Regions from separate parts of the Homo sapiens genome. Here regions 1 and 2 are each linked to region 3. The links are chromatin loops, found by intact Hi-C in ENCODE. Cell type or tissue: dorsolateral prefrontal cortex. All regions are shown on one strand. Region 1 overlaps CAMTA1 (calmodulin binding transcription activator 1). Region 2 has its middle 38 kb from the start of TNFRSF9. Region 3 overlaps CAMTA1 (calmodulin binding transcription activator 1).

Region 1 (2,500 bases), 85 kb after region 3:
GTACACCTGTGCTGAGTCTGGTTTTGAATATTTAGCTCTTTCTCTCCACCTCCCACCCAATTATTTTGATATTGCCACCCAATTTTACCTTATATCAGAATTTGGCAGCACCAGTTTCTACTCAGAAAGTTACCACTCAATTATAGTAGTTTAACCCATTTCCTGTTTAGGAAAAAAAAAAAAAAGTACAGCCCGCTGCCAGCACTCATGTAATTTTACATAAACATGCTCTTTGAGGCTGAAGGAAATCTGATTTTCAATGTGAAAATAAAATATGAAAACTATTCTTGGAGTTATTTCTAAACAGAACTTGTTCCTAATCCTAATGTAACTGAAACGTATATGATGCTACATTCCGATTAGAGACAAGGCTATTCTTGACACAAATGGGAAATGAGTGAAATTGTAGAATTACTGCATGTGAGACCTTGGGAGAGTAATTAGGGTTAAGCTGTTCCATTTTAGAGACTGTAATAAAAATGTTGAGCCAAGTAAAATATATTGATCAGTACATTTACAAAATAGCCCAAAGAGTGTATCAACTCCGGTGAATCACCTTGTAAACTAAGAAAGCCTCTCTAATGCCAGAATGCCTTTTGTGGCAAAATGAGCTTATAATGAATTGTGGAAGAATATTTAAGTGACATTTTATTTTCAGTCTTTGTATAGTCTGTCTTGAAGCTGAGAGCGCCTATACACACCCTCCTTTCTCCTCTAGTGATGCCCGGACTCGATACTATGGGAACAGCATACGCACTCATCCCCCTTCAGATTGTATACATCTTTAACATATGCTGTTGGCTTTGCTACACGAACTGCTTAATTCAGAGTCCTCTGTCACTGCTGACCAGTTTTCCATATTGGGCTTTACTGTAACCTTCTTGTGACAATAATATTCTGACTTTTTCAGGAGCAGTTTGCTAACCAAAAAGCAGGATCAAGCTGCTCGAAAAATAATGAGGTTTCTTCGCCGCTGTCGCCACAGGTACACTAGTCCTTGTTTATACATTCTGCTCAGGGAGAATGATGAAGCAACCCTGACCTTCTTAACCCTCACTAACTCCTATGTAAAGCTAATCCCCCTGCAGATAATCAGGGCAGACGTCCCAAATTACAATAGGGCGGTAGAGCTCTTTAACTAGGGATCAGGTTGCTACCCTTGGAGTGCTGGTAACCATGTCAGACGATGCTGTTTGAACAATGGAGATTCATGCCCGTGTTTTTCTGTTTTAATTTGGGTGTGAGGTCAACTTAGTCGGACTAGCTTTTAATTCTAAGTTTCTCTTTAACCTGTGATTGATATGCCACATTGCAGTATGTTCTTTGCTCTAATCCTTTACTATGCTAGCGCGTGTCCAAACAGAAAACAGTTTCTAGTCTCAAGGAAGGGAAAGAAAACCACGAATTCCAAACAAGTTTTCTGATGTAGAATTTCCACCAGATAGCTGGTGCCCTCTGCTGGTCATGTAATCGCCAACATGCTCTATTATTAAACTATCAATTAAAGCCGGTCCGTGATGAGGAACAGGAGAGATCACTGGAATGCAGCTGTTCAGGAAAAGAAAGACATCTGAGACTCTGGGCACATCTTCAATTAGTAGGAAATGGGGTCCTGTGACCCCAGCATTCTGTGGGATGCAGCATCTTCTCATGGAGCTAAGCCAGAGGAATTTCTCTTTGTTCCTCAAATTTGAGATTTCTTTATGAAGACTAGCGTCTCTACTTAGATTTCAGAGGGCTGGTGAAAGTGGTTTGTGTTCTTTATCCAGGTGAATATTCCAGTCTGACGTCTGTAACTGCGGCCATCCGAGCTGGGTGTAGACCACCTTCTGTGTGGTTGGGTTGTTGCTCTGTGTGTCAGGAGCTGTGCAGTTTATAATACCAAACATTAAAGCAGACTCTCTAATGTCTTACTTCCTCTTCCTATTTAATTATACCAAAAGTCCTAGTATTCATATTTAATTGGATTCCTTGGATGTTTCATTTTGCTTTAGTTTTTCTTACTCCTATACCATATGATTGCCGGCTTTGAAAATATCTTGCCTTTAAGACTTAATAGGTTTAATGGGTTATTTGTACTTTTACTTAAATTAACAGAAGAATTTATTTTTGTGACCATAGAAGGAAACATGCACAGCCACTGCATTAACATCATAAAAACTTAAAAAACGGCATTCACTAAGATAGATGGTTTTCCCCAGCTATGATGCCATGCAGAAGCTAATGTTCACTCGCCCTGTGCCTCAGCAACATTTACTTTCCACCATGCAAGGATGGGAGATTTTTCACCATGATAGCTAATGAGTAACATACCAGTGTCAGTACTCTGAAACAGGAAGTCCTGTTAGGAAATGCATCCCCAAAACGGGTATGGCTCTAAGATCATGAAATTAATTCTGCAAGCCTTACCAAAGGCAGCCTCTTTCCTTTATTATTCAATCATACCTTTTACTTAGCAGGGACTTAGGACCAAAGAGAGTAGCTGATTTTCTTTATATGG
Region 2 (2,500 bases), 230 kb after region 3:
GCATTTACTGTAAAGGTTTCCATTCATTGAGGTGTTCTATGGATCAGGCACTGTGCTACTTGCTTTATATGTATACATGTATATGCTATATACATATGTATGTATGTAAATATATACATACAGCTGCTATATACTTGGATGTGTATATATATTCATCTATGTGTGTGTGTGTGTGTGTGTGTGTATATATATATTTATATTCTCATTTAATCCTCACAAAAAGCCTGTAAGGTAGGTGCTATTGTCTTCATTTTACAAATGAGGAAACGGACTTCGTGTGAGGAAATGGACTTCGTGGAGGAGATGGTTCAATCCAGTGCCACCAAAACAAAAACCCTCGGCCAGTTTGGAACATCCTGGGTTTGAGATGCCTGTGAGGATCCACACAGACTGGCCCAGCAGATCACGGAACGTGTGAGGTCTGTAGGGAAAAGCATTTGAGAAAGAAGGAACAGCAAACTCCAATGTCCTAAGCCAGAGAAAAGTTTAGTGGATTCAAGGAGCAGAAGGAAATCCAGCGACCCTAGAGGGAGTGGGTGCGAGGGAGAGGGTGATGGATGAGGTGGGAGAGAATGACCGGGGTGGCTGAGAGCAGGGCTGGACTCAGCGCTGGTAACACCAGGCTGGGAGGGAAGCTTTGGGGCTCTGTGGCTCTGGGTAGGGAGGACTGCGGAGGGTGGCAATTCCCCACCAGCTCCTACAACAGGGTCTGGGATCAGACACAGCCTTTGGGCTCCAGGCTATCTCTGCCCCCGGGTGAGGGTTATACAGACCTGACTCCTTCAGGGAGAGTTTTGTCCTGATGGGACCACCCTGCTTTTTTGTATGGAAGTTAGAAATTATCTTCTCTCTGGGCTCTGGGCAGATTGCCTGTCTCCTCAACAGGGAAGGGGTGATTCTCTGGGGGAAAGCGGGAAGTCGGGGAAGTTCTGACAATGTAGTCATTTTGGTAAAGACTCTGAAAATCATTCCCATTCACATCACAGGGGCCTAAAGATGGCCTGGGTCGTCAGTGCGGCTTTTTCTATACTTCCACTCCCCATACATTTTCTTTCTTTTGGCGACTTGCACATCATTGTTGGACTATTAAGTTATGGGGGAAGGGCGTCCCTACTAAGGAGCCTCCTAATTCTTTTTGTTGTTGTTAATCTAATTTTTTATAGGGACGGGGGTCTCGCTATGTTGGCCAGGCTGGTCTTGAACTCCTGACCTCACGTGATCTTCCCACCTCGGCCTCCCAAAGTGCTGAAGAAGTGAGCCAGCTTCCCCGGCCAGCGCCTCCTATTTCCTTCCCTTTAATTAGGCGGCACGTTAGCCTTTAACAGAGGCGGGCCACTGGCGGCGTGGTTTCAGGTAAGTCGCTGAACCTCTTTAGCCATCTCCTTCCCATCCCTGAAGAAGAGGCCTAAATTAGAGAATGCGGGGTTCCTTCCGCGCTCAGAGCCTTCCCTTTGATCCCGAGGGAGGCCTGCGCGCTGGTGGTGTCTACTGCCCTCTTGTGGTAGAGCGTTTTTTGTTCTCCAGTTTACTGTCTGGCTTTTCTCCCTCCCTCCCTCCTTCCCTCTTCCCCTCCTTCCCCTCCTCCCCTCCTTCCCCTCCTTCTCCTGCTTCCCCTCCTTCCCCTCCTTCTCCTGCTTCCCCTCCTTCCCCTCCTTCTCCTGCTTCCCCTCCTTCCCCTCCTTCTCCTGCTTCCCCTCCTTCTCCTGCTTCCCCTCCTTCCCCTCCTTCTCCTGCTTCCCCTCCTTCTCCTGCTTCCCCTCCTTCCCCTCCTTCTCCTGCTTCCCCTCCTTCCCCTCCTTCTCCTGCTTCCCCTCCTTCTCCTGCTTCCCCTCCTTCCCCTCCTTCTCCTGCTTCCCCTCCTTCCCCTCCTTCTCCTGCTTCCCCTCCTTCTCCTGCTTCCCCTCCTTCCCCTCCTTCCTTTTTTTAATTATTAATTAATTAATTAATTTATTTATTTATGAGACAATCTCGCTCTGTCGCCTAGGCTGCAGTGCAATGGCGCAATCTCAGCTCACTGCAACCTCCCTTTCCCGGGTTCAAGCCATTTTCTTGCCCCAACCTCCGGAGTAGTAGCTGGGATTACAAGTTCCCGCCACCATCCCTGGCTAATTTTTGTATTTTTGGTAGAAACAGGGTTTCACCATGTCGGCCAGGCTGGTCTCGAACTCCTGGACTCAAGCGATCCTCCCACGTCGGCCTCTCAAAGTGCTGGGATTACAGGCATGAGCACCACGTCCGGCCTATTGTCTAATTTTTAAATTCCTAAGGAAATCCAAAAGATTGGGGGTTGCAGGAGTAGAAGCTTGCACAGGAGTGTCACATAGCTACATTTAAGTGTCAGGCTTAGCAATAGCAAGAGAAGGGAGGGAGGGAAGAAATGAAGAGCCACAGCCCCTTCAGAATGTGAGAGCTTTCATCTTTCCCATGAAAATAAACTGATACTTTGTTTTTACTTAACCAGTACTTCAAATTTGGATTTCAAAAACGAACTTCATGTGTT
Region 3 (2,500 bases):
GGGTGCTCAGGGACCAGCACATGCACCACGGGCCCTGATTGGACACTGCCTGGGAGGTGGCTGCCCACGGCCCACTCGGCTGGAGAACACCAAAGAAGGGGGCTCATACTTCCTCACCCTTCTTCCCCGCTGGCAAAGCTAAGAAAATCTGTGTACAGACACCCCCAGCTCTCCCATCCCCGATAGGAAGAGCCCGGAAGGATCAGACTGGGCTTCCTCTTGGTATAGGTTGGTGTGACCGTGTTTCTGACCCCCCTGCTGTTGTTGTTTTGTTTTGTTTTGTTTTGTTTTGTTTTTGAGAAGGAATTTCACTCTTTTTGCCCAGGCTGGAGTGCAATGGCGCCATCTCGGCTCACTGAAACCTCCGCCTCCCAGGTTCAAGCGATTCTCCTGCCTCAGCCTGCCGAGTAGCTGGGGTTACAGACACACCCTGCTGCATCCAGCTAATTTTTGTATTTTTAGTAGAGACGGGGTTTCACCATGTTTCCCAGGCTGGTCTTGACCTCCTGGCCTCCAGTGATCCGCCCACCTCAGCCTCCCAAAGTGCTGGGATTTCGGGCATGAGCCACCACACCCGGCCCTGACCTCCTAATCTTATCAGTGACTCTGAGCTCAATGGCACCTTCGGAGTGCCCACCACACCCCCCACCCCACCCCATGAAGGCCAGTTGGGCATCTTCCCCGTGCCCCCTGACCCTGGGCTTAAGAAAGCGATGCAAAGGGACAGGGAGGAGGCCAGGATCAGGGTGCGGGGGGACGGTCAGAGCTGTCTTCTGGTCCTGGCTCCTTGAGACCTGACTCTCTGGGGCTCAGTTTCCTTACGTGTAAATGGCTGAGAGGGGGTGGCCTCGAGGCACTCCCAGTCCTAGGACCTGGGAGATTTGGTCCTCGGGACACTTAGAGGCGCCCTGGAGCCCTTAATGTCTTGCAGAAGCCAGGAGGTGGGAGGAGGGTCCCCTCTTTTCCCGAGGTCCTGGCCTGTCAGACAGGCCCTGGGCTGGGTGCAGACCCACACCCCAGCCTCCTGGGTGTCCTGGCGAGTGGGACATTAGCAGGCCTGACTCCTTCTGTCCTTTCTGGGCCTGCAGTTCAGCAGCTCGCCACACGAGGGCGGCCCAGGAACAGGAACGCAATGGCAGCCTGGCAGCCTGGCAGCCCAGCAGAGGGAGCGGCCAGCCTTGCTTTTCCAGAAGCCCTCAATGCTTCCAGTTACCCACAACCAAAAGCTGCTGAAATTCAGCTTGATTTGGAAAATGCGCATAAGCCACCCAGCTAGGCCCTTTGGGGCCCCACCTGGCCACACAGTGAGGCCTCAGAGGTTGTGAAGGGCCCCTTCCTCCTTGCTGTCCTCTCCTACCCAGGCCACTGTCTCCACACCACAGCAGGGGTGCCCCCATCCTGGGTTCTACAGGAGAGAGCACCTTCTCTCTTGACACTTCTCTCCCTTTGTCTGGCCCTCGTCCTGTCCCCTCCCTGCCAGCCTGTCTGTGCACTGACTGCATCAGGAGTCCAATCTGGCCAGGTTCTGCCAAGCTCAGGGAGGGCTCTACAGGCAGGCTCGTCGGCCTGGGCCCTACTTCCCAGTCTGCAAAATGGGGTTTGGCTAAACGGTTACTCAGCACCCCCACCCAGCTCTAAACCTCAATGCATCTACCTAGCAGGAATGCGATGGCCGGGGCCATCCTGCTGTCTCTTCTCTGAGTGGCCCTCCCTCCCACAGGCTGCTCCCATTTCTCCTATCTCTGTCCACCCCTTCACCTCCAGCTGCAGCTGGTCACCAACACACACACACACACACACACACACACACACACACACACACACCCACCACACACCCCAGAGGCGTCCCCCTATGCCCCAGCATCTGCCCTGGCTGCATCAGACATGGGCCCTTTATCTCAGGACTCAGAGACCTCAGATGGCATTTCGTGCCCCCTCCCCACCCCCAAAACCCTCCTGCGTCATCTCCCACCACTGACACTCCTGCTGCAGCAGCAGAAGAGCCTGCAATTACAGCCTCAGGCACGCGCGTCACCACCAGTTCAGCGCAGCCAGGCGGGCTGTTGCCATGGGAACCATCCCTTGAATGGATGGATGCTGAGCTGTCCTGCGGCGGTTTCCATGGAGAAGGTCCTGATGTTCTCCAGTAATTTCTGCAGTTCTTTGTTCCCGGCAGCAGCCCCAGCCTCATGCTAGCAGCTGTTGATTGCGGTTATTATTTTTTCCCTTTTTCTCACATGGTAACTGTCTGTGGCCTTTTGAAGTCACTGCTCTTCCACTTCCCAGGATCCTGGGGGATGGTGCCCTGAGCTGGCCTTCTGGTGCTTCCAGACATCCCAAAGTCAGGCTCCACCTGTCCGCCGGCACTCTTCTCAGCCAGGCACCCACTCCCCCCAATGCCCCGCCACTTCCACGGAGCTGCAAATATCCCTGGGCATCAGAACAAGGGATGCTGTGGTCAGAAGGGCCCCTAGCAAGGAGATGCCACCCAGAGAGGCTG

The links. A loop is a pair of places that touch in the nucleus more often than their neighbours do. Peaks named below come from ENCODE experiments on the same cell type or tissue, not always from the same donor. Only the 100,000 strongest peaks of a DNase experiment are listed, where the experiment ranks them.
Region 1: a loop joins it to region 3, with 14 times the contacts of the local background. A loop is called at or near these places in 105 of 110 quality-filtered maps.
Region 2: a loop joins it to region 3, with 13 times the contacts of the local background. A loop is called at or near these places in 79 of 110 quality-filtered maps.

What each region holds. Positions count from the first base shown.
Region 1 is chr1:7,751,549-7,754,048 of GRCh38, forward strand. CAMTA1 (calmodulin binding transcription activator 1) reads left to right here. Exons shown (of 23, transcript NM_015215.4): 21 at 911-985. Among named protein-coding and RNA genes, the nearest start is that of VAMP3, 18 kb to the right of the region's middle. In dorsolateral prefrontal cortex, a CTCF peak has its summit at 1,454 (motif pointing left); a DNase peak (open chromatin) is centred at 1,463; H3K4me3 peaks cover 1,043 bases; H3K27ac peaks cover 1,799 bases.
Region 2 is chr1:7,901,448-7,903,947 of GRCh38, forward strand. It overlaps a transcript of UTS2 not described here. Among named protein-coding and RNA genes, the nearest start is that of TNFRSF9, 38 kb to the right of the region's middle. In dorsolateral prefrontal cortex, a CTCF peak has its summit at 1,461 (motif pointing left); a DNase peak (open chromatin) is centred at 1,464; H3K4me3 peaks cover 346 bases.
Region 3 is chr1:7,666,609-7,669,108 of GRCh38, forward strand. All of the region lies in intron 9 of CAMTA1 (calmodulin binding transcription activator 1), which reads left to right. Among named protein-coding and RNA genes, the nearest start is that of VAMP3, 100 kb to the right of the region's middle. RefSeq lists an enhancer at 1,213-1,402. In dorsolateral prefrontal cortex, CTCF peaks have their summits at 1,108 (motif pointing right) and 1,313; DNase peaks (open chromatin) are centred at 1,133, 1,585 and 2,073; H3K4me3 peaks cover 1,228 bases; H3K27ac peaks cover 1,822 bases.